Linked DNA regions of Homo sapiens: region 1 is linked to region 2. A link is an interaction called in ENCODE POLR2A ChIA-PET data of the cell type or tissue named here. Cell type or tissue: GM12878. All regions are shown on one strand.

Region 1 (2,500 bases), 250 kb before region 2:
TGTCCCTATAGCTTAGTTTACATTTTCTAGAACTTCATGTGCATGGAATCATACGGCATGTACCCTCCTGTGTCTGGCTTCTTTCACACATCATAGTGACACTGAGATTCATGTTATCGCGTGAATTGGTAGTTCATTTCGGGAGGCTATTTTGATAGATACTAGCCTGTCTTCTAACTACTCTTGTTTTTGCCCAGACCTCCAGCTTCTAGTGCTGAATCACTGTCAGCTCTGGCCTGAGTTCAGTAATGACCTCCTTATGTCCGCTCGGCTCCCTTCCAGCCCCTTTCCCACCCTGTAGCAGGCAAAGAGAACTTTACAAAGTTCTCTTCATAGAACGTTTGACTGTGACCACCCACTCTTCAAACACATCAGTGGTTTTGCATGATAGATGGTTGAACTGATGCTGCGAATGGTCTGGCCCCTATGGTTCCCTCCAAAATCATCTTGGATCTGTTTTGCTTCCTCCATTTTAGCTATTCTGCATTTCCTTGGAACCTGTCCCTTAGTGTCCCTGAGTAGGCAGTCACCACGTACCTCTCCATATCTCCCAGCAGGGGGTGGCTTTACTTTTGTTCCTGTGAGCCTTCCATTGGCAGCTGGCTCCCTCCCATGAGATCAGGGGCAGCTCTTTTGCTGCCTGCTGCTGCAGCTGTAGTGCCTGGCACCTTGTACGTATTCACTTCATGACGGAATGGATGAACGAGGCTGTTCTTTTAGATTGGGCTCTGTCACGGGCAGCCCTGAGGTTTTCTGCACGTATGTGTGCTGAGCCCCTGTCTTTCTGGTGTTGGCAGGACGAGCAGCTGAGGGCCCTGGTGAGGCAGTTTGGACAGCAGGACTGGAAGTTCCTGGCCAGCCACTTCCCTGTGAGTACAGTCCTGCTGTGGCCCTCCCTCGGGGCAAGGGCTCTGGGAGAACAGTGTGCCTGGGACAGACTTTGCCAAGGAGGGGAAAAGGGAGTTCCTTACTCAGCCCCTGAAAACAAAACCAAATAAAACAGGGCAAATGGACCTTTGTAGGATCTCTCTTCCCAAGCTGGCATTCAGGGTACACTGCTGTAAACATCTTCCAGCTCCTCAGCATGCCTGGTGGTCTTCAGGCTCTGAGACATTTGCAGCATGTGGTGCATATTTGCATTTCTTCCTGTAAGTCAGGAGTGAACAGGTGTTCGGTTTCTCAACAGTGAGACTGAAACTGAGGGGAAGTGATGCTTTCAGCAGGCTTCATGGTGAGGCCCCTGCAGGGCTGGCAGGTGCTACCACATTCGAGTATTTAGAGCCTCCTGATGGTGAGGGGGTTCCCCTCAGGACCTCCTTCTCAGGCCCTCCCACCCCTGACCCACAGGTGTCTGGGAGGGAGGGGGTGTGGCAGGAGCTGCCATATGTCTTACTGCCTGGGCTGCTCAGAAAGCATGTCACCAGATCCTTTCCTGCCCCATTTCCTCATCTCCCCCTCTTCTGTGTAATCTGAACTCTTCAGGGAATAAAAATGCTCTCCTAGAAAAAAGCAGGGGTCCCTGACGTACAAGGAATTAAAGACTTGTGATGGTGGCCCCTTGTGTTCGGTTGGTAGGGAGCGGCTTCCCACAGGGGACCGAGTTTGCCCTCTCGTGTAGCAAAGGGAAACCGCCCATGTTCCGGCATGTGGGCTTGCAGTGAGTGGTGGCTGCATGGAACAGGACACACCTACCCAAGGTGTGCCTAGTCCCAGGCCATAGGCCCCTGAGCCTAGTACTTAACCAGGCCCCCAGCCCGAGGTCCCAGAAGTTCTCACAGATTGGTTTGTTCTTCTGTTCTTTTCCCAGAACCGCACTGACCAGCAATGCCAGTACAGGTGGCTGAGAGTTTTGAATCCAGACCTTGTCAAGGGGCCATGGACCAAAGAGGAAGACCAAAAAGTAACTGCTGGGACAGTGCCTTGCACACAGTGGGTCTTCACCCACCAGTGTACCTGGGGACTGTGAGATTGCCTTGTGTTGGGGTTGGGGGTGTCAAGCTGAGCATTGGGTGTGAGTTGTCTACCAGCCAGTCTGGACACTCTTATGCTGCCCTGGCTCCAGCCCTGAGATTCCAAGTTTCAGAGTGTCTCCAGGCTTCCTCACTCATGGTCTGAGGGCTATTGGGCTGATTACTCGGCTTCTCTTGTTCCACCCATGGAGGGGAGCAGTAGCAGTGCAGCGTTGTCATGAGAATTAAGCAGGTGATGCTTGTAGGGGGCTTGCAGGTTCTGTACATTTGCTCTCAGCAAATGGCAGCTGCTGCTATCCCTGATTTAATGATGATTGCACCCTGTGACCTTCACAGGGCACAGATGCCTTCTTTTGATCGCCACAGCAGTCCTGTGAGGTGGGCAGAAGTTGTTAGTCCCATTTTATAGATGGAGAGAGCAAGGCTCAGAGAGGTTGGGGATGTCCCCAACCTAGAAGAGGCAATAAGTGCCATGACTGCCTGGGGCTACCTTGGGAGTTCCCTCATCTCTTCTCCTCGATACCAGCCCA
Region 2 (2,500 bases):
CATGCCATTGCACTCCAGCCTGGGCAACAAGAGTGAAACTCCATCCCAAAAAAAAAAAAAAAAAAAAAAAAAGAAGCAGAGTGGATCGTGAACCTGAATCCGTCTAGCTCTGAAGTCATGGTCTTTATTCTGCACCACATATTCTTGCATGCACAGGGGTCTTTAGCTTCCTTTTGGAGACCCTTTCATGTGTTCCTCATTGAGACTCAGACCATCAACCTGAGAAGCCTTGGCATGGCGTCTTGTCATTCCCACTGGTAGAGACAGGCAGACCTACCCACAGAGGTGAGTGCCCACCTTGTCCCAGCTCAAGGCAATGTCATAGGCCAGCAGGCTCAAACTCAGGGTCTGAACTTTCCTGATCCCAGCTGCTTCCCAGCCCCCAAGAGGCTTTGTTGTTTTCAACTTGATGTTGAGTAGACCAGACACATGTTCTTTGGCTGTGAGTATTATCAGCGCAAATGCTCTTATATTAGCTCCTGTATTGGTTGTGTATTGCTTCACAGTAAGCCACCAGAATTAATGGCTTAAAACAATAACCATTTCATTAAGCTCATGATTCCATGGGTTGGCTGCAAGGCTTCCTGGCTAGGCTGGTTGTCTCTACAGGCTCTCCCTCCCTGCATCATGGTCAGTTGGCCAGTGGCCTGGGAGCTGGGTGATCTAGGACAGCCTCCCTCGTGCAGCTGGCAGTTTGCATGCTGCTGGCTGGGGGCTGGCTGGTTGTTGGCTCAGCTCCCCACATGACCTCCTGTCCTCCAGCAGGCTAGCTCGGGCATGTGCACCTGGGGCTCCCAGGCTCCCTGGTGCATCAAGAGAGAGCAAACCCCAGTGTCCTGGTGCTTTTCAAGCCTCTGCTTGTGTCACCTTTGTTGTTGTCCCATTTGTCAAATACAAGCATATGGCCAAGCCCATATTCAAAGCATAAAGAGAGAGATGATGAGAGGAGTGGCAGCCTCACGGTGCCAAGGGCATGCATGCAGGACAGGAGGCTATGATTAGGATTAGTGGTCATCTTTGTAATCTACACAGCTGCCCCCACTCTTCAGACAGCAGACATTCATCGAGTCCCTGCTGTGTGCCAGGCACTGTGGCAGGGAACAAGACAGGCCTTGTGCTGTGGGCATGTGGCCTCTAGTCTAGCCAGTGAATAATCACATGATGAAACATAACTAAAGCAGAACAGGTGTGATGAAGGAGAGCCACACAGGGCCGGGAGACCAGGCAACAGAGAGCTCTGGGGGGACTGTGGGAAGACTAGGAGTTGCTAGATGATGGGCACGGGGGAAGCATTCCAGGCAGGGAAGAGCACGCGCGAAGGTCCTGTGGAAGGAGGGGCCTGGCACACTTGACCACTCCAAGAAAGTGCCAGTTTCTTTTAAGTGTCGGCAACCTTGGGCTGGGAAAGGAACTTCTGGTTCGCAAAGGTCCCCTGAGCATTTCCGTGCGATGCAGTCTCAGGAGGGAGGTGGCTGATAACCTTCCCACGGGCAGCTCCTGGGTTTTGTGGGCTGGGAGAGGAGACCCAGGAGGGATTTGAGCATTGGGAAGGGTGTTGTGGGCACAGAGTTCAGTTTGAGGAAGGGGGAGGAGGAAGCAAGGAAGGGGTCAGTTGCAGAGGATTTGGGAGGGACTGGTGTGTGAGGGAAGTGAGGGGTTTTGGACTCAGTCCTGCTGGCTGGTGGTCTTTGAACCATGGACTGAGAATGAGGTGATCAGATGCTGGGGAGGCCCGTAGGGAGGGTGCACAGAGGAATGACTTGGGGACCCTCCCCAGCCACACCCCAGGTCTCCAACCCTAAGCCAGCCTCTACGTCCATGTGCAGGGCTGGGAGGGCCATCCTGGGGGCGACCGCAGCATCGAGTCCCCATGCGGATCTGCCTGCCCAGTCCCATAAGCAGCCTTTGATGTCCCTGGAGCCTTCAACAGCTTCTCTGAAGGCAGATCAGGGGCTGTGGTTTTGGAAAAGGCCTAGCATCACTGGGTGCCAGAATCATGATCATAAATGAACCAGCACAGATTGGAAAAATGGGAGGAGTCTGGAGTGTGGGTTCCAGCTTCTTGCCAATGTCTCCATGAAACCGTGCAAGTAGCTGCCCAGTCCTGAGCCTCCGTTTTCTCACCTGGAAATAGGGCCAGCTCCCATCCTCCCTGGGTCAAGTGAAGAGGAAGCTTTGAGGGCTGTTAACCTCAGCACCTTCAGTCTAATGCTTGTGGACAATGCGGGCACCCCAGTGACTGCACGGTGGAGTGAAGCAAACTCTCCTCTTACCAGGACCCATGTCAGTGGAACTTTCTTCCCCAGAATAAATAGAAACCATGGCAACCGGGATATGTCATGTGGACTGGCAGCCTGTCCCAGTGATGGCCAGGAGAAGGGCCTGGCACAGATGCGGGCCCCACTCACAACTCCACCCGCTGTGGGATGACCCACCGGGACCCCTTAGTCCTCCCCTCCTGCCTGAGGTAGGACTGAGAAGTTCAGTCCTGACCTTGGGT

Evidence for each region. Peaks named below come from ENCODE experiments on the same cell type or tissue, not always from the same donor. Only the 100,000 strongest peaks of a DNase experiment are listed, where the experiment ranks them.
Region 1: POLR2A ChIA-PET joins it to region 2 with 6 read pairs; 2 of 35 experiments call an interaction of 5 or more read pairs at or near these places.

The regions. Positions count from the first base shown.
Region 1 is chr20:43,680,987-43,683,486 of GRCh38, forward strand. MYBL2 (MYB proto-oncogene like 2) reads left to right here. Exons shown (of 14, transcript NM_002466.4): 3 at 798-869; 4 at 1,808-1,900. Among named protein-coding and RNA genes, the nearest start is that of MYBL2, 15 kb to the left of the region's middle. In GM12878, a CTCF peak has its summit at 553 (motif pointing right); DNase peaks (open chromatin) are centred at 154, 515 and 1,215; H3K4me3 peaks cover 1,871 bases; H3K27ac peaks cover 2,500 bases.
Region 2 is chr20:43,935,881-43,938,380 of GRCh38, forward strand. All of the region lies in intron 1 of TOX2 (TOX high mobility group box family member 2), which reads left to right. Among named protein-coding and RNA genes, the nearest start is that of TOX2, 22 kb to the left of the region's middle. RefSeq lists enhancers at 204-704, 705-1,205. In GM12878, no CTCF peak of the experiment used is centred here; no DNase peak of the experiment used is centred here.